Linked DNA regions of Homo sapiens: region 1 is linked to region 2. Evidence: chromatin loops called from intact Hi-C (ENCODE). Cell type or tissue: breast epithelium. All regions are shown on one strand. Each heading gives the region's core, and the rest is flanking DNA. Links, peaks and the distances in the headings are about the cores only.

Region 1 (8,000 bases), core at 1-8,000, 340 kb before region 2:
ATGGTCTCGAGCTCCTGACCTTGTCATCTGCCCCCCTTGGCCTCCCAAAGTGCTGGGATTACAGGTGTGAGCCAATGCGCCTGGCCTAATATTTTGGTATTTTTAGTGTAGATGGGGTTTCACCATGTTAGCCAGGGTAGTCTTGATCTCCTGACCTTGTGATCTGCCCGCCTCAGCCTCCCAGAGTGCTGGGATTACAGGCATGAGCCACCGTGCCCGGCTGGACCCTTGATTTTCTTACCTGGGGAATCGGCATAAAGTGCCGCTTGCTGGTTGCAGGTTGTAAGCCTCACGAGAGGGTCTGGGTTTGGTTTGGTGGTCTGTATAGGCCTGCTGGGATGTGGCAGGCTAACAGACCTCAAGTGCTCTTGCCACCTGGCTCTGTGACCCCATTCACCCCCAGAACATCGTGTTCTCTCACACAGATGGCCCAGGAAACCTTAGTCCCTTCCATTCCTTCCTCATCTTCATGGACAGAGCTGGCCTCAGTCCCTGTTGTGACTGTTTGAGGCCCTGGTGTGCTGGGCTCTTCTCTCAGGCTTGGCACGACCCTCTGGGGGAGTTCCGTGTCACAGAGGGTGCCGCTGAGGCCCCGTCGGGTTGGCTCCCGGGGCTCCACTCCCGGGTGCGGCGCGGCCTGCCCTTCCCAACCTGTTTCCTTCTGCTCCACTCCCGGGTGTGGCGCGGCCTGCCCTTCCCCACCTGTTTCCTTCTGCTCCTTCGCTTCTCTGCTCCGTGGGTTTCGCCGTTGCCTTGCCCCCTTTCTCGTTGAACTGCCACCTCCTTGGATTCAGTTTCAAGTCTGTGGTTATAGTGGCCTGGCCAAGAAAGCCCCTTCCTTGCTTAAAGAAGGGATGAGCCTGAGCCACAGTTTGTGCTGGGATTGGTGGGTGGCGTGCAAGGCACCCTCCCTTTCCTGACCCCTCTTTCTGCTGCATTGGCAGGTTCGGAGTGTTCAGTGGACACACGCTTGGCAGTGTAATTTCCACAGATCCTCTGAAGAGGTTCTTCAGTCATACCCTGACTCAGATACTCACTCACAGCCCTGTGCTGAAAGGTAGGCCCAGTGTGGAGGCTGCTCAGTTGCTACCCATTTTGGGGATTGCTGTTGCCTTGTTGCCTTGGTAACGCTGACTGGAGATGCCAGGAATTCTAGGACCTCTTTTACGTCTGTCTTGAACCAGAGACTGGGTCCTCAGATGCCTGAGATTGTTACTAAATATCCTTTTACCTGAAAGCAACAGATTTTTATAAGAAAATTCAGAATTATGAGTGGACAAAATAATTGTCATTAAAATAGAAATATCTTTTTTGTTTGTTTGTTTGAGTCAGAGTCTCACTCACTTGCCCATGCTGGAGTGCAGTGGCGTGATCTCAGCTCACTGCAACCTCTGCCTCCCAGGTTCAAGCAATTCTCGTGTCTCAGCCTCTCAAGTAGCTGGGACTACAGGCGCCAACCACCACACCCGGTTAATTTTTTGTATTTTTAGTAGAGACTGGGTTTCACCATGTTGGCCAGGCTGGCCTCGAACTCCTGACCTTCGGTGCTCCACCTGCCTTGGCTTCCCAGAGTGTCGAAGTGTTGGGATTACAGGTGTGAGCCACCGCACCCAGCGTAAAATAGAAATATCTTTATTTTATTTATTTATTTATTTATTTATTTATTTATTTATTTATTGGAGATGGAGTCTTGCTCTGTTGCCAGGTTGGAGTACAGTGGCGTGATTTGGGCTCACTGCAACCTCCACCTCCCGGGTTCAAACCATTCTCCTGCCTCAGCCTCCACAGTAGCTGGGATTACGGGCATGTGCCACCATGCCCGGCTAATTTTTGTATTTTTAGTAGAGACGGGCTTTCACCATGTTGGCCAGGCTGGTCTCGAACTCCTAATCTCAGGTAATCCGCCCGTCTCGGCCTCCCAAAATACTGGGATTACAGGCGTGTGCCGCTGTGCCCAGCCGCTGTCTAGTCTTTTAAAACTTGGTGTTTGAGCATGCACATTCTCCTTCTGGAATACCTGATCACCCAGCACAACTCACGTTATCTTTCTGCTGGCTACCCTTGCCTTGCTGTGACTGTGTCATGGTTCTCAGCTAGACTCGGTGGCGTGTTTGATGGCCCAGGCATCGTCTGCCCAGTGGGTGTCCTGTTACCCATGTATGACAGACTGTACCCAAGATATCAGTCTTACGAATAAGGCCACGATGAACACTTTGAGCTTTTTCTGTATCTAGCATATCCCCAGGGTAGATGCTCAGGCAGGAAACTGGTGGGAGATGAGGGATACACAGATGGCTCCCAACAGGTGCTGTGAGGTGCTCAGGAGTTTATCATCACTTGACTGAGCTGAGCTTCCTTTGAACAGCATCCCCACCATGATTGGTTTATTCCCAGTTTATCTTATTTTATGTATTTATTTATTTTTTTGAGACAGAGTCTTACTCTGTTGCCCAGGCTGGAGTGTGGTGGTGCGATCTCAGCTCACTGCAACCTCTGCCGCCTGGGTTCAAGCTATTCCCTGCCAAGCTTGAATTACAGGCGCCTGCCACCATGCCCAGCTACTTTTTGTATTTTGAGTAGAGACAGGGTTTCACCATCTTGGCCAGGCTGGTCTAGAACTCCTGACCTTGTGATCCACCCACTTCGGCCTCCCAAAGTGGTGGGATTACAGGCGTGAGCCACCTAGCCTGACCTTACTGACAGTTTAAAAGCAGGAAAATTGAAATGCAGTTGGTACATTGGAAAATATTTATTGTGAATATGACAAAGCATTACAAGTAAGTAACCGGGCCTGAGAAACAGAATTGATGATATAGCAAATAGGCAACAAACAGGGAGATGGTGAACTTTAATAACTGAAAAAGTACATATTAAGATCTGTCTTCACACTGAAGCTTTGAAACACAACTTTTTGGCCAGGAGCAGTGGCTCACGCCTGTAATCCCAGCATTTTGGGAGGCTGAGACGGGCAGGTCACGAGGTCAGAAGTTCGAGACCAGCCTGGCCAAAAGAGTGAAACCCCATCTCTACTAAAAAATACAAAAATTAGCCGGGCGTGGTGGTGGGCGCCTGTAGTCCCAGCTACTCGGGAGGCTGAGGCAGGAGAATCGCTTGAACCCGAGAGGCAGAGCTTGCAGTGAGCCGAGATTGTACCACTGCACTCCAGCCTGGGTGACAGAGTGAGACTCAGCATCAAAAAAATAAAAATACAAAAAGTATCTGGGTATGGTGGCACACGCCTGTGGTCGCAGCTACTTGGGAGACTGAGGCAGGTGGATTGCTTGAGCCAGGGAGGTCGAGGCTGTGGTGAGCACTGCACTCCAGCCTGGGTGATAGTGAGACCCTGTCCAAAAACAAAACCTGTGGGCGGCAAGCCACCCAGGCACCAAGGCAAGAGACCGAGGACACGAGCTGTTCTAGTATAATAAAATATAAAACAAGAATAGTTATACCAGATATAGATCTTAGATATGATTACATATGAATATCATTAATCATTAGTTGGTAGTAATTACTGTTTATTGCAATATTATAATAATCCTCGCTCTATAATCATAACCTAGGAAAAGCCAGGCCATACAGAGACAGGAGCTGAGGGGACATGGTGAGAAGTGACCATAAGACAAGAGTGTGAGCCTTCTGTTATGCCCGGACAGGGCCACCAGAGGGCTCCTTGGTCTAGCGGTGACGGCAGCGTCTGGGAAGACGCCCGTCACCAAGCGGATCGTGGTCCAGCGGTAGCAAAAGGTGTCAAGGAACACCACTCACTACTTAGACCGGGAAAGGGACTCTCCCTTTCCCCCCGGGAGTTTAGAGAAGACTCTGCTCCTCCACCTCTTGTGGAGGGCCTGACATCAGTCAGGCTCACCCACAGTTATCCGGAGGCCTAACCGTCTCCCTGTGATGCTGTGCTTCAGTGGTCACGCTCCTAGTCCACCTTCATGTTCCATCCTGTACACCTGGCTCTGCCTTCTAGATAGCAGTAGTAAATTAGTGAAAGTACTAAAAGTCTCTGATATGCAGAAATAATGGCATAAGCTGTCTTTGTCTCTATCTCCTCTCCCTCTCTGCCTCGGCTTCCAGGCAGGGAAGGGCCCCCTATCCAGTGGACACGTGACCTTACCTATCATTGGAGATGACTCACACTCTTTACCCTGCCCCTTTTGCTTTGTATCCAATAAATAACAGCACAACCAGACATTCAGGGCCACTACCGGTCTCCGCGCATTGATGGTAGTGGTCCCCCGGGCCCAGCTGTCTTGTCTTTTATCTCTTTGTCTTGTATCTTTCTTTCTACACTCTCTCGTCGCCGCACACGGGGAGAGACCCACCGACCCTGTGGGGCTGGTCCTTAACAAAAACCCACAACTTTTTGATCTCTGACTTGAAGTTTTTGTCTGTTTCTCCCCCTGCAGCATCTGATGCTGTTCAGATGCAGAGAGAGTGGAGCTTTGCGCGGACACACCCTCTGCTCACCTCACTGTACCGCAGGGTGAGTGGATGTGGTATTATACCTGCTTCTGAGCTCGTGGCGGGGGGATTAAGATCTGCCTAGTACTTGTCATGCTGCCTGCCGTGGACGGCACATCGAGAGGTTCAGGGATGTCTGGTGAGATGTGGCTGTCCTCATCAAGGCCACCACTCAGGTCAGGAGACTGAACTTGTCCCTTGGGCCGAGCCCCTCCTCCTTGAGATAGGGAGAATTCTCTCCAAGCAGGTGCTGGCCACTGTGAGGGGAGAGACGCCACGGTGTGAGCTGTCACAGCTCCATGTGTTACCTTTGCAGTGGGAAGTGAGGGGGCTGCGGTGGCCACCGGCTGGGAGGAAGGTGAGGGGTCATCTGTCGCACATTGGTTTGCTTGGATATTGAAGGGAGCGGATGCTTTTATTTCAGCTCTTTGTGATGCTGAGTGCAGAGGAGTTGGTTGGCCATTTGCAAGAAGTTCTGGAAACGCAGGAGGTTCACTGGCAGAGAGTGCTCTCCTTTGTGTCTGCCCTGGTTGTCTGCTTTCCAGAAGCGCAGCAGCTGCTTGAAGGTGAGCTTTTACGCGAGCCCGGTGGTGCTGGTCAAGAGTGTGTGTAGGGGGGTGTCAGCAGAGTCCCAGCTGACTGTGGGTGAGCCTCTCAGTGAAGCCCTTCCCTACCTGCCCGGAACCTGCAGTGCCTCCTGTCGATGGAACATTCTTTGTCAGACGCTTCCATAAGCACTGACTGCTGCTCTGAGAGGCCAGAGTGTCCACTGCTGCTTCATTCAGGTCTCTAGTGGTTTGCACTTGACATGCTGTAATTGCTGTGTAGTCTTTTAAAACTTGGTGTTTGGGTGTGCACAGTCTCCTTCTGGAATACTTGATCACCCAGCATAACTCACGTCATGTTCCTGCTGGCTGCCCTTGCCTTGCTGTGACTATGTCATGGTTCTTAACTAGACTGGGTGGCGCGTTTGATGGCCCAGGCATTCGAGAGCTGCCAGCTGGACAGCATGGTCACTGCGTTCCTGGTTGTGCGCCAGGCAGCACTGGAGGGCCCCTCTGCGTTCCTGTCATATGCAGACTGGTTCAAGGTAAGTGACCTGCCAATCGGCTACCTAATACCTGATCTTCCCAGAAGGCCTGGGAGTGGGGACCATGCTGTCCCCACCTGATTCTCTGTCATGTGAGTGAGCAACCTTGCTGTCAGCTTTGCCGAGTGGCCTTGGCAGATCTTCCTCTGCGTGTGCCGAGGAGCCTGGGTTCTCCCTGTCGGGGCCTCAGCGGATCTTCCTCTGCATGTTCCGAGGAGCCTGGGTTCTCCCTGTCGGGGCCTCAGCTCCTTCCCCTGGTTTCTGTCTCACTTAGTTGACGGAGCCTCCTGCTGTCTTTTATAAGAAAATTAGCGAAATCAAGCCTGGACACCATAGTGAAACCTCATCTCCACCAAAAAAAAAAAAAAAAAAAAAAAAACACACACACACACACACAAAACAAAAACTACGCAGGTGTGGTGGCAGACACCTGTAGTCCTCGTTACTCGGGAGGCTGAGACGCAAGGATTACTTGAGCCTGGGAGATCAAGGCTGCAGTGAGCTGTGATTGCACCACTGTACGCCAGCCTGGGTGACAGAAGGAGACTCCATCCCAAAAAGAAAAAAAAGAAAATGAGTGAAATCAGGAAAGAGGGGACACAGAAGTGGATGCTGCTTTTTGCAGAGTATACAATGTCTCTTATTTTCCCTTTTTTTTTTTTTGAGATGGAGTCTTCCTCTGTCGCCCAGGCTAGAGTGCAGTGGTACAGAAAGCTCACCTTCTCGGCTCACTGCAAACTCCGCTGCCCCGTTTCAAGCTATTCTCCTGCCTCAGCCTCCTGAGTAGCTGGGATTACAGGTGTGCACTACCATACCCAGTTCATTTTTGTATTTTTAGTAGAGACGGGGTTTCACCATGTTGGTCAGGCTGGTCTCTAACTCCTGACCTCATGATCCGCCCGTCTTGTCCTCCCAAAGTGCTGGGATTACAGGCATGAGCCAGCGCACCTGGCCTTTCCTTTTTATTTATTTATTTATTTATTTTATTTATTTACTTATTTATTTTTTTGAGGTGGAGTCTCATTCTATCACTCATACTGGAGTGCACTGGTGCGACCTCGGCTCACTGCAACCTCCTCCTCCTGGGTTCAAGCAATTCTCCTGCCTCCGCCTCCCGAGTAGCTGGGGTTACAGGCGTTCGCCACCACACCTGGCTAATTTTTAGTAGAGACAGGGTTTCATCATGTTGGTCAGGCTGGTCTCAAAATCCTGACCTTAAGTGGTCCGCCTCCCTCGGCCTCCCAAAGTGCAGGGATTACAGGCATGAGCCACCGTGCCCAGCCTTGCGTCTCTAATTTTCACGTAAGTCCTGAAACAAGTACTTCATTTCTTCAGCCGTATCACATATTCTTCCTTTTTCTTTGGAACACACACAGTGTGCTCTCTGACAGAAGTTTATGCAGCTGTTCCTGAACCTAAGTGGGCATTAGACTCGCCTGGAGGGGGCTTTGGAAATAAAGATCCAGGGCCCATTTGAGACTACTGAGTCTGAGCTCCTGAGACCTCAGGGATCCCTGGGCAACCCCTGTGAAAACCCCCAGTTCATGTGGGGAGTTGGGTGTATTTGAGATATCAGCTTTGAAGGACCGCCATGGTTTCTCTTTTAGTGCTTGTGAGTAAAGTTTCCATTTGAAGAGCTAATTTTTGTAGAAGTTTTGGGTTCGGGCCAGGTACAGTGGCTCATGCCTGTAATCTCAGCAGTTTGGGAGGCCTAGGCAGGAGGATTGCTTGAGCCCAGGGGTTCAAGATCAGCCTGGGCAGCACAGTGAGACCCCGGTCTCTACAGAATGTAACAATTAGCTGGGTGTGGTGGTAAGCACCTGTGGTCCTGGCTACTTACCGGCTGAGGCAGGATGATTACTTAAGCCGAGGAGGTTGAGGCTGCATTGAGCTGGGATTGCATTACTACGCTCCAGCCTGGGAGACAGAGCAAGACTCTGTCTCAAAAAAAAAAAAAAAAAAAAAAGTATTGAGTTTTCCTGCCATCACCACCTCGGTGAAGTAGTTGCCTCTTTGTAGGAGTCTCAGCTCCCTGAAATTTTCAAGGGCTGCGGTGCCTGCATCGCCATCGTGGCTGCGGTGCCTGCTCCCCCCCCAGGCCTTCTGAGGAGCTGAGGCTGCACAGGAGGCTGAGCCGCATCTGCTTGTGTTGGGAGAAGGTGGTGACTGGTGCAGTGTCAGTGTCAACTCACTTCTATTCCTTAAAGTTCCTTCTCACCTGCCCTCAGGCTCTCCCCAGCTCTGCCCAGTTAGCCTGGGGCTTCCACTAAACTAAGAGGAGAGGTGTTTGTTCTGTCCTTTTAGTGAGGCGCTGAGAGATTTGTGCCAGAATCCACCTGGTGCTCTTGGGTCAGGAGTTGATGGGTCTCCCCGAGCCGCGGCTCAGGTGTCTCCCTGGGCTGCTTTTTCTTCGGTTCCAGAGGCGACAGTTGGGAGAGGA
Region 2 (15,845 bases), core at 3,056-11,055:
AAAGTGCTGAGATTACAGGCGTGAGCCACTGCGCCTGGCCTGGAATTTGTAGTCTTTTGAGTCTGACATACTACTTTAATTTTATTGAGGTAAGACTCGGCCGGGCGCGGTGGCTCACGCCTGTAATCCCAGCACTTTGGGAGGCCGAGGCGGGCGGATCACGAGGTCAGGAGATCGAGACCATCCCGGCTAAAACGGTGAAACCCCGTCTCTACTAAAAATACAAAAAATTAGCCGGGCGTAGTGGCGGGCGCCTGTAGTCCCAGCTACTTGGGAGGCTGAGGCAGGAGAATGGCGTGAACCCGGGAGGCGGAGCTTGCAGTGAGCCGAGATTGCGCCACTGCACTCCAGCCTGGGCGACAGAGCGAGACTCCGTCTCAAAAAAAAAAAAAAAAAAAAGACTCACATAACGAACACCCCACCACTCTGACCATTTGAATGTGTACAATTCCATGGCCTGTAGCACATTTACAACTTTGTGCAACTAGCACCATTATGTCTATTCCAGGATATTTCTGTTCCCCCCGAAGGAAGCGCTCCACTTCTCCGCAGCTCTTCAGCCACTGTTGACTCTGTGCCACTGTGGATCTGTCTATTTTGGAGACTTCCTAGGAATGAGTTCATATAATATATGGCCTTTAGTGTCCGGCTTCTTTCACATAACGTGTTTTTGGAGTCCATCTATGTTGTATGTCTTGGAACTGTATTCCTGTTTACTTGTGAATAATGCTGCATTGTCTGGGTGTAGGCAGGGTGTTTACCCATCCTGTCTTGATTGACACTTGGCTTGTTTCCATCTTTTTTTTTTTTTTTTGAAACGGAGTCTTGCTCTGTCACCCAGCCTGGAGTGGCGTGATCTCGGCTTGCTGCAACCTCCGCCTCCCGGGTTCAAGTGATTCTCCTGCCTCAGCCTCCCGAGTAGCTGGCATTACTGGCACATGCCACCACGCTCGGCTAATTTTCTATTTTTAGTAGAGACAGGGTTTTTCCATGTTGGTTAGGCTGGTCTCGAACTCCTGACCTCAAGTGGTCTGCCTGTCTTGCCCTCCCGAAGTGCTGGGATTACAGGCATGAGCCAGCTTGCCTGGCCCCCGTTTCCACCCCCCCTTTTTTTTTTGGGACCGAATCTTGTTCTGTTGCCCAGGCTGGAGTATAGTGGCACAATCTCGGTTCACTGCAACATCCGCCTCCTGGGTTCAAATGATTCTCCTGCCTTAGCCTCCCGGGTAGCTGGGACTACAGGTGCACGCCACCACACCAGACTACTTTTTGTATTTTTCAGTAGAGACAGGATTTCAGCATGTTGGCCAGGCTGGTCTCAAACTCCTGACCTCAGGTGATTGGCCAGCTTCAGCCTCTCAAAAGTGCTGGGATTAGAGGTGTGAGCCACCACGCCCTACCTGTTTCCACCTTTCTGTTTTCAATAGTGCTGTGAGCATGTGTGCACAGGTTTCCATTTGAACACTTTTTGGGCATATACCAAGGAGTGGAATTGCTGTGTTATATCATAGTTCTGTGTTTACCTTTTGAGGAATTGCCAAAGTATTTCAACAACAGCTGCACCATTTTACATTCCTACCAGATAGGTCAAAATGTACAGCCCCAATTCTTTGAGAATTGAGTCTGCGGCACTCTTTTGTACCAGCAATGGGGGCTGCTGTCTCCAAGGATGAGGTGTGTGAGCAGGTAAGTTCCTCTCCACAGCTCTCTCCTGCCCAAATCGAGCAGCTTTTTCATTAGGCGTTCTCTGCTTGTTAGAAGTTTTTTATTAGACTCCACAGTTCTGAAGAGTTGATTCTGACAGTTTTTGCAGCTTACTCATGCAGTGTTGGAAGGAGTGAGTTTTGGGGCTGTTTTCAGTGACATCCCCACCTGGTGTGTTTTGAGGTTTGTCCATGATGTGGTGCGTGTAGCTCCTGTGTGGTTTTTCTTACTGAGTAGCTTATATAGCTATGTGGGCTCTGCACTGCTGCCACAGCACTTAAGGGGAGATAGCATGAGGAACCCTAACAGCACCCATGGGAGCAGCTTGAGGAACCCTAGAAGCACCCAGGGAAGCAGCTTGAGGAACGCTAGAAGCACCCAGGGGAGCAGCTTGAGGAAGCCTAACAGCACCCAGGGGAGCAGCTTGAGGAACCCTAGAAGCACCCAGGGAAGCAGCTTGAGGAATGCTAGAAGCACCCAGGGGAGCAGCTTGAGGAACCCTAACAGCACCCAGGGGAGCAGCTTGAGGAACCCTAGAAGCACCCAGGGGAGCAGCTTGAGGAACCCTAGAAGCACCCAGGGGAGCAGCTTGAGGAACGCTAGAAGCACCCAGGGGAGCAGCTTGAGGAACCCTAACAGCACCCAGGGGAGCAGCTTGAGGAACCCTAGAAGCACCCAGGGGAGCAGCTTGAGGAACCCTAGAAACACTCAGGGGAGCAGCTTGAGGAACCCTAACAGCACCCAGGGGAGCAGCTTGAGGAACCCTAGAAGCACCCAGGGGAGCAGCTTGAGGAACCCTAGAAACACCCAGGGGAGCAGCTTGAGGAACCCTGGAAGCACCCAGGGGAGCAGCTTGAGGAACCCTAGAAGCACCCAGGGGAGCAGCTTGAGGAACCCTAGAAGCACCCAGGGGAGCAGCTTGAGGAACCCTGGAAGCACCCAGGGGAGCAGCTTGAGGAACCCTGGAAGCACCCAGGGGAGCAGCTTGAGGAACCCTGGAAGCACCCAGGGGAGCAGCTTGAGGAACCCTGGAAGCACCCAGGGGAGCAGCTTGAGGAACCGTAGCAGTGGTAGCTGCTGAGAGTCTGGCCTAGAGCCGCTTTCATAGTGGCTTGGTTTAAGACAGAGTTATAATTTGTGAAGGAGAAAATTGGCATTAATATATGAGCAGTGCTTATTAAAAATTAATTGCTTATATGAGTGTAGTATGATTGTTTTAGAAAGTTGCCTTTTCTTAGGGTTTTTTTACCCACTAGGTCAAGGATGTAAGATTTGCAACCTGCAGTAGAAGTCTTCTGTGCCCATGTGGGTCGGATCCTTGCTGTGGGACTCAGCGTAGGCCTCAGGTGCTCTCCTTATCTGCCCCTGTGTCCCAGGCAAGCCTGCAGAAGTTGTGGTCTGTGGCCTTGGTCTGTAAGCTACAGCTGCCCACACTTGCTGGGCAGTGACTGAGAGCAGCTCTTCAGGCTCTCTTGGTTGTGGCGCGGCTGTCGTTGTGTTGGCTGTGGTTGTGTTGGCTGTGGTGTGCCAGGGGGTGTTGTGAAGCACTCCCCCATGATGAGTTTAGAGTGTATGTCATTTGCATTGTGGAAGGATTATTGTGAAACATGTACTACCTGCCGGGTGCTCTTCTGTGTGCTCCATGTAGGTCCACTCAGACAGTCTTGGGAACTCCCGAGGTGCGGGTGCTCCTCTGCCCCTTGTGGCAGAGATAAGTCAGTTGAGGCACAAGGAAGTTGGGCCACTTGCCCAGGGAAGTTAGAAGTTGGGAGTGGACGCCAGCACTGGACCCTGGGCAGGCTGGCTCCAGAGTCCTGCCTCGAATTCACAAGTTCTGTCTCCAGTCATGTTTTACTTCCTGTTCTCCTTCATGTAATACTTCCTGTTCTTCTTCTTGGACAGGTCAGTGGCATCCGGTCTCTTTTGTTTGCCGCTGTGTCTTCAGCACATCACATTGTCCTGAGTGTCCTGTGCTTGTATTTTCCCATATGTTTTTTCGTGCTTGAACAGATGCTTTGTGCTTTTATTTAAATAACATCTGTCTTGCCTCCTTTCTGTTAGCCACACTTTTTAAAGTATGCAATACAAGTGATGGTCAGCTGGCAAGCAGCTTTGTCCTAGGGGACACCTTAGCAGGCAGGACGTGTTCCTGTGAAACGTGGTTTGGCTTGTAATAGTGTCTGGGAAGGAAGAGAATTCTGTCTTGTCCTACTTAAATTAGTACTTTAACTTAGTTGAAATTCCTATTAGAAATTTTGAGGAAACTTCCATAAGGAAATGTGTGTTCTCCAAGGGATTCCTCTTCCATTTTAAGTTGGAAGTTGTTATAAACATGGTTATTGACCTCGAACAATAATTTTCTTATTTCTGGGTTTTGAAACGTTGATGTAAGCAACTGAAACAAAATTTAATGTCAGAGAAGTAGTGAGTATCTAAGAAATGCACTTAATCCCTGAAGGGCAGGGCAATAAAAACAAAAAGGAGCCAAGATATTTATCTTGTTAAATACTATTATGAAAACGGCAACAACAACAACAAAAAAGAAATGTGCTTCAGATGTTCTGTGCAGCCGGGCGTGGTGGCTTACATCTGTCATCCCAGCACTTTGGGAGGCCGAGTCAGGAGGATTGTTTGAGCCCAGGAGTTTGACACCAGCCTGGGCAACATAAGGAGGCCCTGTCTCTATTTAGAAAATAAAATAAAAGATGGTATGTGTTTATCCACGCATGTGTGATTGTATGAAAAAGCGGGCGTGTGCAGTTTCTTTCAAGAAGACCATGTGAAAACAAGAATCTAAAAGTAGTGAGGGGAATAGGACCTCTTAACTTTCAAAGATACCATCAAAGTATTCTTTTTTTTTTTTTTTTTTTTTTGAGATAGAGTCTCTCTCTGTTGCCTAGGCTGGAGTGCAATGGCATGATCTCTGCTCACTGCAACCTCTGCCTCCCAGGTCTGGAGATTTTCCTGCCTCCTGCCTCAGCCTCCTGAGCTGAGATTACAGGCTCCCGCCACCACACTCGGCTAATTTTTGTATTTTTAGTAGAGATGAGGTTTCACCATGTTGGCCAGGCTGGTCTCAATCTCTTGACCTCAGGTGATCCACCCGCCTCAGCCTCCCAGAGTGCTGAGAGCAGCATTCTTGATTAAAAAAAAAGTAAACAGCTGTGTCCTCACCCGCTGTGGTTTCTAACAGAAAGGTGTTACTAGTTTTAATCACGCCCAGGGTGTGGGAGAGAACTTGGGGTTCCTGGAGCCATTGGTGGCAGGACACCAGGCATGGTTGGTCCTCCCTACCTTGCCCTCTTGGCTTGTGGCTCCAGGGGAGTGGGGTAAGGGGTGCACTTGGCTGTAATTCCTGTCTCTAAATTGCAAATGAGTTTTTTTTGTTTTATTTTGAGACAGAGTCTCACTCTGTTGCCCAGGCTGGAGTGCAGTGGTGTGATCTCGGCTTACTGCAACCTCCACCTCCCAGGTTCAAGCGATTCTCCTGCTGCAGCCTCCCGAGTAGCTGGGATTATAGGCGTGTGCCACCATGCCTGGTTAATTTTTGTATTTTAGTAGAGATGGGGTTTCACCGTGTTGTCCAGGCTGGTCTTGAACTCCTGAGGTCAGGTGATCCACCTGCCTCGGCCTCCCAAAGTTCTGGGATTATAGACGTGAGACACTGCACCCGGCGCAAATGAGCTATTTGATACCAGAGGTTAAATTTTGAACGTCTAGACACATGTTTTAAAGATTTTTTAGGATTTTATTTCAGCTTGTACCCTAAACTTTAGGTCTTAGATTACCAAAGTACAATTATACAGATAGTTGACTTTTCTTTTTCAGTTTTTAAGATTCACTGAAATACTTTTTCCGTCATAAATTGATGCATTGTAAGTATGCCGTTCAGTGATTTTTAGTTAAGTTTGCTTACTAAAAGTAATTTGTGAAATGGGCCAGGTGCGGTGGCTCTAGCCTGTAATCCCAGCACTTTGGGAGGCCGAGGCTTGCAGATCACCTGAGGTCAGGAGTTTGAGACCAGCCTGGCCAACACTGCGAAATTCTGTCTCTACTAAAAATACAAAAATTAACCAGTCTTGATGGCATGTGCCTTTAGTAATCTTAGCTACTTGGGAGGCTGAGGTGTGAGGATTGCTTGAAAACTCGGGAGGCGGAGTCTGCAGTGAGCTGAGATCACACAACTGCACTCCTGCCTGGGCCTCAGAGTGAGGCTTCGTCTCAAAAAAAAAAAAAAAAAAGTAATTTGTGAAATCATCACCATAATCCAATTTTAGAAAATTTTTGGCACTTCAGTAAGATCCCTCCTGTCAATTCACAGTTAATCTGTTCACACCCCAGGCAGCCACTAATCTACTATCTGTCTCCATTGATTTGTCTTTACAGATAATTAACTTTTAAAACAAAAACCCGAAACACCCTTAAAACTATTAGCACTTGACCCACTTGTTAGGCTAGTCTGTAGAGATGTAGTTAGAATTCTGACATAGGCCAGGCATTGGCAAACTTTTTCTACAGAGGACCAAGTGGTAAAGAACTTTGCCAGCCATAGGTTTCTCTGTTGAAACTACTTAACTTTGCCATTGAAGCAAAAGCATGGCTGTGTATGGCTGTGTTCCAATAAAACTAAAACTTTACAGAAACAGTGCTTTGCTCACCTCTGATCACCCCGATCACCTCTGATTTAGGCCATAACTCTTAGCTGGGTGGTGAGCCAGCTGGTCTTCCCATGGAAACCAGGATTGGGCCACGTGGTCATTTACATTTTCATTAGTCATTTTCATGGCTGATGGAAGGCATATTTAGTTTCTGTGTGATATTAAATTGAACAAAATAGAATTTAGAATGTCTTGACAGGCCAGGCATGGTGGCTCACGCCTGTAATCCCGCCAGTTTTGGAGGCTGGGGTAGGAGGATTGCTTGAGGCGAGGAGTTAGAGACCAGCCTGGACACCATAGTGAGACCCTGTCTCTCTCTGTAAAATAGAATGTTTTGAGAATTTGGAGAAAGTAGGAGTTTAGGAATGTATGCATAGCGAAAGAGAATTTGGGAATGATAATCACAAGAAAGGCTTAGAGCTTGGGATTGTCAGCCCTCTTCTGCAATCAGTACTAAAACAAAGCGGGTCTAGAAGTTAAAACGAACTTTATACTTGCAAGTATTTGTTGAGGGTCACAGGAAAGTCCTAACTCCTTGTACACCGTCGGAGGGAGGCACAAGTTTGTCTTGAGGGCCCATTAGGGTGTTGCTGTCACTGTAAAAGCTGTTCTTCCAGCCAGGTATACTTCGTTGTATTCTTACATTCTGTCTCTGAGTCTTATGTTTTTGTTTGCTTTTTTACAAAATGGGGGGTGAATGTCTTAGGTACTTGAATTTTAAGTGAGTAGAAAGAATTGATGGCATATTTTCAGACAGCATCTGGCTCCCCGGTCTGAGCCAGCTCCATGCACAGGTCTTGATTTGGGTATGGAGGTTAAGAGGAAGTCAGGGTCAGAGTCAGAATCATGTACTCTCATCACTCAGGTTCTTCCCTGCAGCTGGAGCAGAGTGTGACACATTCAGTAACACAATTGTTTGCAAATCCTGAAGTCACTGGGTCTCTGAGAAACTGAGGGGAAAGAATGCCTTTTCCTGTTGTGAGATAAAGTGCTCCCCAGTGCTTAGGCAGGGCTCCCCTTGCTTAGGAAGGGCTCCCTCAGGGTGCTCAGTGAAGCAGGAGCTGGGACCTGTAGCCAGGACTGCATTCTTCAGTGTGGCTCTGCCTGTCTATGACTTTGATCATGTCACCTGCTTTCTGTTGCCAGTATGTGAGCACCTTACCTAGCTCACCAGGTTGGTATGCACACTTTTCTTTTTTTTGAGATGGAGTTTCGCTTTTGTTGCCCAGGCTGGAGTGCAGTGACACAATCTCGGCTCACTGCAACCTCCACCTCCCAGGTTCAAGTGATTCTCCTGCCTCAGCCTCCCGAGTAGCTGGGATTACAGGCATGTACCACCACGCCCTGGTAATTTTGTATTTTTAGTAGAGACGGGGTTTCTCCATGTTGGTCAGGCTGGTCTCGAACTCTCGACCTCAGGTGATCTGCCTGCCTCGGCCTCCCAAAGTGCTCGGATTACAGGCATGAGCCACCACGCCCGGCCTGCACACCCCCTTTCTAAGTATAGAAGAATGTGGAAGGGGTGTGTGGGTATAATTTAAAAAAAAAATAACGCATTTCCAGAGATCCTGGTTTAAATTTGCCCCATGATAGCTGCCTTCTCTCTCCATGTCTGTGTTTCTTTTTTTCTGAGACAGGGTCTCATTCTGTCACCCAGGATGGAATGCAGTGGTGGGATCACGGCTCACTGTAGCCTCGACCACCCCACCTCGAGTGATCCTCCCACCTCAGCCTCCAAGTAGTTGGGACTACAGGCATGCACCAACATTCCTCATGCCTGCAAATTTTTCTTTTTTTTTTTTTTTTTGTAGAGACTGGGTTTCACTGTGTTGGTTAGGCAGGTCTTAAATTCCTGGGCTCAAGCAATCCTCCGGCCTCAGCCTCCCAACATGCTGGGATTACAGGTGTGAGCCACCACACCTGGCCCATTTCCATTTCTGTGTTTCTATTCTTGCATTTTCTTTTTCATGTGTGATTTGAAGTAGCAAAGAATAAAAGAAGCTGCTTTATGATGGTTGATGGCTGCTACCAAGAACTAAATACAATGGTGATATGGGCAAGTAAAACATGAACAGATGCCAGGTCCGGGGCACTGCTTTGCTTGTGCTCATGGAGTGAGCCAGAGGTGGGTGGGGATAGAAAGAGCTCTCCTGCCCTGCCCGCATGCCGGGACTCACGTGCGCTCCGGTGGACGGGGCGGTGCTGGTGAGGGTTTTTCTAGGACTGCTAGTCCAGCACCGTCTCGTCTTGGACTTTGAAAATGATTTTAGGGTACTGTAAGGCCTCAGAAGCAGTTTAACTTTACTTTTAAATGTTAAATTCATTAAATTTGTGCAATTAAATGCCTGCTTTTAATTAGGCGTATTTGAAGATTATTTGGAAGGTATTTTTGTGCTTATGTCCTTTATAAAATACTTCAATTTTTAGTTTCAACTTTTGGTTTGAGAGTTTTAATAATATAGTAGTAAGGCTAATTTAAGAAAAAAGAAAATGGAGATTTGTGTTTAGGTGCTGTAGTAGGTTTGCTTTGGCCAAGACTTTGAGTACTTTCGTGTGATTTGGAACTCATGGTGTGAATTCTGACAGATCAGGGAGAAGTTTTTCTTGAGCACTAATATAACTTGTCCTTTCAATTCAGATTTTTGAGAAAAGGTTTCACCATTGGACTGTTTATGCTCATTTTACAGTTGAGACTTTTTCTTTTTATATTACATGGAAATAATTTGCACATATATTCTCCCTAACTAAAAACATCACCTATCAGTCTTACTGAATTCCTGTGCCCAGTGTCTGCAAGGTGCCCACTGTCTGCAGGGTGCCCACTGTCTGCAAGGTGCCCAGTGTCTGCAAGGGTGCATGTGACAAAGTCATCCCTGCTTCAGTGAGAGAATAGATGGCCCAACTCTCCATGCCTGTAATCCCAGCACTTTGGGAGGCCAAGGTGGGCGGATCACCTGAGGTCAGGAGTTGGAGACCAGCCTGACCAATATGGTGAAACCCTGTCTCTACTAAAAATACAAAAATGAGCCAGGCGTGGTGGTGGGCGCCTGTAGTCCCAGCTACCTGGGAGGCTGAGACAGGACAATTGCTTGAACCTGGGAAGTGGAGGTTGCAGTGAGCTGAGATTGTGCCAGTGCACTCCAGCTTGGGTGACAGAGTGAGACTTTGTCTCCAAAAAAAAAAAAAAAAAGAAAAAGTTATTGTATTTTAGGAAAATATTAGATAAATGCTGGTACATGTAATAAATACATGATGTTGGGCCAGGCGCGGTGGCTCACGCCTGTAATCCCAGCACTTTGGGAGGCCGAGGGCCTGCGTGTCCGGATGCAGTGTTCTTAGGGCCAAAGGTGGCTGTGTAGGAGGAGTGAGAACAGGTGGAATGTGGACACTTAGGGTACGAGGCCAAGAGTGGAGCATTGTTGTAGGATTGTGGACCACAGCAGGGAGTGTGAGTGCACGGATGGGGATCACGAGGACCCTCTGATTCGTAGGATTGTGGACGACAGCCGGGATGTGGGTGCATGGATGGGATCATGAGGACCCTCTGATTTGGGTGTTAGCTGTGTGGTTGCTACACTCTAGATCGTGCTATGTGATGTTTCTTTGGCACCTCAGGCCCCCTTGTTGAGGTTCAGTGATATCTGATGGAGAGGAAAGGGTGTTGGGGTGTTTGTGATAAGTCGCTGGATAGGGAAGAGAGGGAGGCATCTAGGGACCACTGTCTTTAGGAGTTTAATGAGGGCAAGGAATGGGGTAGTAGGAGACAGGGCAGCAATAGTGATTAAACTTTTGGTACTAATGGGTTGCAAATATGCATTGGGGGTGAGGAGGCCACTGGTGTTGGACGTGGAGCTTTGTAGTTGGAACGATGGACGTGCCCTTTGTGTGGGGGTCATGCAGTCACGTGCTCGGTGGCTTTCATGCAGTGTCTTCGTAGGGTGGGGAGGGATGGCAGGCATTCAGTTGGTGGCAGGTTGTGTTGGGTCCTTTCCAAGCTTTGCTTCATTCAGGCTTTAAGCAGGACCTGGCCCGTGAGGCACTTGGTGCAGAGTGAGAACACCTCGGCTGTCCCTGGAACTGCAGGGACAGAGGGTGTGTGGCAGGGTGACAAGCGGAGAAGCAGCTGTGGGGGCTGGCGAGAGCCTCTGTGCCCCAGAGTGGAGGAGGAGAGAAGCGGATGCTCGAGGTTTGAGTGGGAGGCTGTGTGTGAGAAGGGCCCCTTGGTGCTCACTGGACAGGAAGCTGCTTGCTGGGCATGGCTGTGGCTGGTGGCACTGTCATTGTGTGTCCAGGGTCCTGCCACAAGGATCTCAGGGCTTCACTTCACAGCCCTTGATGGCCTGGCAGCCAGAATTGAGTCTGTGGGTTTTTTTTGGTTTTTGTTTTTGTTTGAGACGGGGGCTCGCTCTGTCACCCAGGCTGGAGTGCAGTGGCATGATCACAGCTCACTGCCACCTCTGCCTGTTGAGCTTAAGTGACCTTTCCTTCTTAGCCTCCCTGTCAGCTGGGAGTACAGATGCTTGCCACCACACCCGGATAAGTTTTGTGTTTTTTGTAGAGATGGGGTTTTGCTATGTTGACCAGGCTGGTCTCGAACTCCAGGGCTCAAGCGATCTGCCTGTCTGGGCCTCCCAAAGTGCTGGGATTAGGGGCGTGAGCCACTGCGCCCGTCCACCTCAGTGTTAAACTGTTTAGATGCAGCTGTCACAGAAGCTTTAGGAGAACCTCATCTGTTTTCATATTAGAAGCTGTTTTCTTGTTCTCGACACTCTGTATCCCAATAGCTCATTCATGGAAAACACACCCAATTAGGGACTGATCAAGGATTTTCTACCCACTGCCTTCATGAAATGCAATTGGAAGTCCTTTTTAAACAGTTTTTTTTTTTTAAAGATGGTGGTTCTAAGTGTGGATCCATCTGAAGAACAAAACAAAGCTTCATATTCTCTTAGGCAGGAACATATACTAGGCTGGTTTTTTTTTTTTTTTTTTTAACAAAAAATTTTTTTTTTTGTTTTTGTTTTTGAGACGGAGTTTCGCTCTTGTTGCCCAGGCCAGAGTGCAATGGCACGATCTCCGCTCACCACAATGTCTGCCTCTTGGGTTCAAGTGATTCTCCTGCCTCAGCCTCCTGAGTAGCTGGGATTACAGGCATGCACCACCTGGCTAATTTTGTATTTTTAGTAGAGACGGGGTTTCTCCATGTGGGTCAGGCTGGTCTCGAACTCCTGACCTCAGGTGATCTGCCTGCCTCAGCCTCCCAAAGTGCTGGGACTATAGGCGTGAGCCACAGTGCCCGGGCTCAAAATCGTTTTTTTAAAAAAATACAGTTATTTCCTGATTTTATTGAAGAGGATGTTGAGATATCAGAGTAAGAATTCAGGTGTCAGGCAGGACATTGTCCCTGTGCTTGTGGTTATTGCTGTCTTTGTTTCCTGCTTCAGAGTAGCCTGAGCATTTGGAGGACGGATCATCCTCAGCCTCTGTGGCTCCTTGGGGCTGGGGCACTGGTCCTAGGTATGTTTGCAGGTTGGGGTGGAGGATGATAGTGACGTCCATGAGAGGTGTGATGTTGCTTCAGGGGTAGCATCTTACGCCCCAAGGAGATGACCTCTTAGTTTACCTGAACCTCAGAGAGGCTGAATTTGCTCAGCCAGTGGTTCGAAACGGCTGAGCAGTGGTTGAACTAGGGTTGGACCTATATATATTAGTTAAAGAAAACAGCTTGCTCCCCTTCCCTTACTAATACATTGGTTAATGCCATGTCCAAACAGCCTGTTTTACTTTTGTAAACAAGCCACATGGATAAGGGCTTAGCTTTATGGGAAGAAATCAGCCGTTAACATTTGCCTCCTCTGAGGTGGGCCTGCCGTGGAGAGATGGGGACTTCAGTTGGTGAGTGCCTGGGCACCCTCACCCAAGGGGCCAGCACACCTGGATGCTGAGCCTCCAGGTGGGTGGTGCAAGGGCAGGTGCTGAACGGGTCTGTGTGGTAGGTTTGCAAGGGTGGCAGTGTGCCACTGTCTGGGTGGGAGCCTGCCTGCTCCTGTGGTGATGTCCTCTGAGGTCTCTGCCTCTCTCTTTAGGTGGTGGTTCCCTGAGCTTAAGCCCCTCATGCATTTCTCACACTGTAGGGTTACTTGGTTGTTACATCATAGTTGATCTTTATTTGGTAGAATTTCTCTTTTTTTTACATTTTATTTATTTATTTATAACAGAGACGGGATCTGGCTGTGTTATCCAGCCTGGTCTTGAGCTCATGGGCTCATGCCATCCTCCTTCCTGTTTTCCAAAGTGCTGGGATTACAAGCGTGAGCCACTATGCCTGGAGTAGAATTTCTAAAAGCAGTCTTGTATGCTGCTAGACCCTGAAGGGGCTCATGATAGCTTTTCTTTTCCTTGCTTTTGGAGAAGAAACAGTGGGCAAAGTTTGATGATTGGATTTCAGGTGATATCGAAGTCCAGGGCTGGACTAGCTCCAGGGTAACGCTGATGGCAAACCCTACACAACCCCCCTCCCTCCACTCCACCCCCCCGACCGCCCCGTTGCAAAAGTAGGCCGTTAGTGCTTTCTGGAGCCCAAAGAAAATGTTTAGTACGCACCTGCTCTTCCCAGCAAGTCTGTCATGTGCAAGGAGTTGCAGTGAGTGGCAGCCTGTTCAGAGTTGTGGTTCAGGGAGGAAGCATTGCTAGAGTGGGCTTTGGGCAGGAGCATTTATCTCATGGAGACAGTTTTCTGCTGACTGCATTTCCACCTGGAAGGGCATACAGAGTGTTGTTTCTTCTGCTTGTGATTTTAAAACTTGCATATCAGTATCTACCTGTTTTGAGTCTTACTAGTATTTTATGCAGGAACACAAAAAAAATACTTAACTACCTTTTTTGTAAAATACCGAAGTGAGTTGTTATTTATTTCAGATTTGAACTTTTCATTAACCTTTGTCCCAGCCTTGGTGAGTTACAGGGTACTATGGAAACTGTATTCTTGGTCTGCGGAGTTTCTGCCTCCCTGTTCAGCCTGACAGGCCGCTTTGTCTCTGCACACCTCTCCTTCGGTGTTGACGCCGGCCCGGCACGGCAGCTGTAGTTGGCACAGGCTTTGTTGGCACTTTCCTCCAAGACAAGCCCCTGCCCTCCCAGCAGGCTTGCTCTGCACTCACGGGCCTTGTTCCACCTTCCTGTGCAGATCTGTTTCTTAATGCATCTTGGTCATGGGTCATCACTGTTCACCCCTATTCAATTCATCCAGCTTGTGTATCTTTACATGTAATAAAGGGGTGTTCCCGCTCTTAAGAATTGCATTTCTCTTGCTTGCAAAAACTGGTTGAAAAGGCTTAACAGGTCTGGTAGCCTTCTGGGTGCGGAGGGTATTGCCTAAAGAATTTTCCATGCGTGGCAGGCAGCTAGTAGGTATGTGTCTGGCACCCTTCCATGTGGGTGGTGCTAATACTAGTGGTGCAGGGTGGTGCTTGCTGTGGGAATGGGAGCACCCTGTGTATCTCTTGTCTCTTACTGACTGGAAGGCATCTGATGCCTTGCAGAGCAGGTCCCAATCTGTGTGTGTTTTTTTTAAAGTATGGAATGCTTCACAAATTTGCATGTCATCATTGCACAGGGGCTATGGTAATCGTCTCTGTTGTTCGAATTTTTAGTACATGTGCTGGCCAAAGCAAGCATGCCATGCTTGCCTTGACTGTGAACAAGTTCGATTTGAAATACTTCACATTTGAGGCCGGGTGAGGTGGCTCACACCTGTAATCCCAGCACTTTGGAGGCCAGGGCGGGCAGATCACTTGAGGTCAGGGTGAAACCCTGTCTCTACTGAAAATATAAAAATTAGCTGGGCGTGGTGATGCATGCCTGTAATCCGAGCTACACGGGGGCTGAGGCAGGAGAATTGCTTGGGCCTGGGAGGCAGAGGTCGCAGTGAGCCAAGATTGCACCATTGCACTCCAGTCTGGATGACAGAGCGAGATTCTGTTTCAAAAAAATAAGAAGAAAAAAATGAAATACTTCACATTTGAAAAACTTCCTGGCTAGAGGAAAAATCCTTGCTTATGTCTAATGAAAGAGGCAGAGGCTGGGTGCTGTGGTGAGGTGTTGAGTGACAGTGTCAGGGCCCGTGGGAGGTGGTGGCCGGCTTGTGCTGTAAGGGGCAGGAGCGCCGGAGGCTCACCAGGCCGTGATGGGGTTGGAGTGAGAATAGGGCACACACCTTCCTGCCACCGGGGAGCAGGGTAAACAGCAGAACCTTGCTGTGCGTGTCTGGGTTCCAGCAACATTCCTGGTGGGTGGTGGGGAGGAAAGGACTAACCGTGTCAGCACCTGGCCTTTGTGGGACACAGGCCTCCTCCCTGGAGCTTCAGCTTTATCTGGAAATGAGTCTTTGATGCGTAAAACCGTTCCTGAATGATACTGTCCAGCTGGTGGAAACAGGTTTGTTTTGACCTAAAATCTAGGGGTATTGAGAGAGAGAGAAACAGAGACAAACAGCGTGTGGGGGAAGCTGTGCATAAAGGGGCGTTTGTGGGATTGTCTTTTACTCAGGATCCAGCTTGAGCCAAAATGGAGGAAGAGTCTTGGTCTCTACAAAACAGGTGGTTTTCTGAGACAGATTCAAAAGCATTTTCTAGAGAAGCTCTACTGCATCCCTCCATCACATTCAAAACATTGTTTCTAATTATGTTTTGAGAGTGTAGAGTTAGATTGTAGAATACTGAAATTAAATCCTTAGTGAGGAAAGCGTAGACATGACCTGGCATGTTCTCCAAAGCACTGGCACCAGTGGGCGTGCGTTGTCAGCTGGGGTGTCCTCCCTCTGCTGAGCCTCCTCCCCCTGCGGCCTTCGCCTTGGCCCTCGGTGCACTGCATCGGTGTGCCAACTGCTCACTGTGCACAGACCTTTTTCATACTGATGAATTCATGTTTATTACTTTTTAAAAAGTTTATTTCTTGGATCTTAGTCACAGCTAACCCTGATTTTGCTTTCAGTACAAGGATTTTTAATTTCTAGACCGGATTTGAGTTGTTTGAACGGAGGTCTGGTGGCTTTGGGAAAGGTCTTTGCATGGATGATGGGGGAAGGTGCCTTTTTGGTGAGTGCCATAGTCGGCTGCCACCTTGCCATCCAGAGAGATTCCTGCTTGTGGACACTGTTCAGTTATGCAGGGTATGTTTAATTTTTTAAGAGTCAGGTTTGCGTTTTTTTTTTTTTTTTTTTTTTTTTTGTAGGCGGAGTCTCGCTCTGTTGCCCAGGCTGGAGTGCAGTGGCACGATCTTGGCTCACTGCATAGTCCGCCTCCTGGGTTCATGCCATTCTCCTGCCTCAGCCTCCCGAGTAGCTGGGACTGCAGGTGCCCACCACCACACCCAGCTAATTTTTTGTATTTTTAGTAGAGGTGGGGTTTTACCATGTTAGCCAGGATGGTCTCCATCTGCTGACCTCGTGATCCGCCCGCCTTGGCCTCCCAAAGTGCTGGGATT

The links. Peaks named below come from ENCODE experiments on the same cell type or tissue, not always from the same donor. Only the 100,000 strongest peaks of a DNase experiment are listed, where the experiment ranks them.
Region 1: it touches region 2 in a loop (14-fold over the local background); 1 of 110 quality-filtered maps calls a loop at or near these places.

The regions. Positions count from the first base shown.
Region 1 is chr16:89,788,963-89,796,962 of GRCh38, reverse strand. It overlaps FANCA (FA complementation group A), which reads left to right. Exons shown (of 43, transcript NM_000135.4): 11 at 945-1,057; 12 at 4,416-4,492; 13 at 4,895-5,036; 14 at 5,427-5,560. Among named protein-coding and RNA genes, the nearest start is that of FANCA, 24 kb to the left of the region's middle. In breast epithelium, for the core only: a CTCF peak has its summit at 3,648 (motif pointing right); a DNase peak (open chromatin) is centred at 3,662.
Region 2 is chr16:89,441,512-89,457,356 of GRCh38, reverse strand. All of the region lies in intron 1 of ANKRD11 (ankyrin repeat domain containing 11), which reads left to right. It overlaps LOC101927817 (a long non-coding RNA gene), which reads right to left. Exons shown (of 3, transcript NR_110932.1): 2 at 6,363-6,513; 3 at 2,863-4,099. It also overlaps the pseudogene RNU6-430P. Among named protein-coding and RNA genes, the nearest start is that of ANKRD11, 41 kb to the left of the region's middle. RefSeq lists an enhancer at 2,910-3,730 and a silencer at 7,217-7,296. In breast epithelium, for the core only: no CTCF peak of the experiment used is centred there; a DNase peak (open chromatin) is centred at 7,456; H3K4me3 peaks cover 424 bases; H3K27ac peaks cover 278 bases.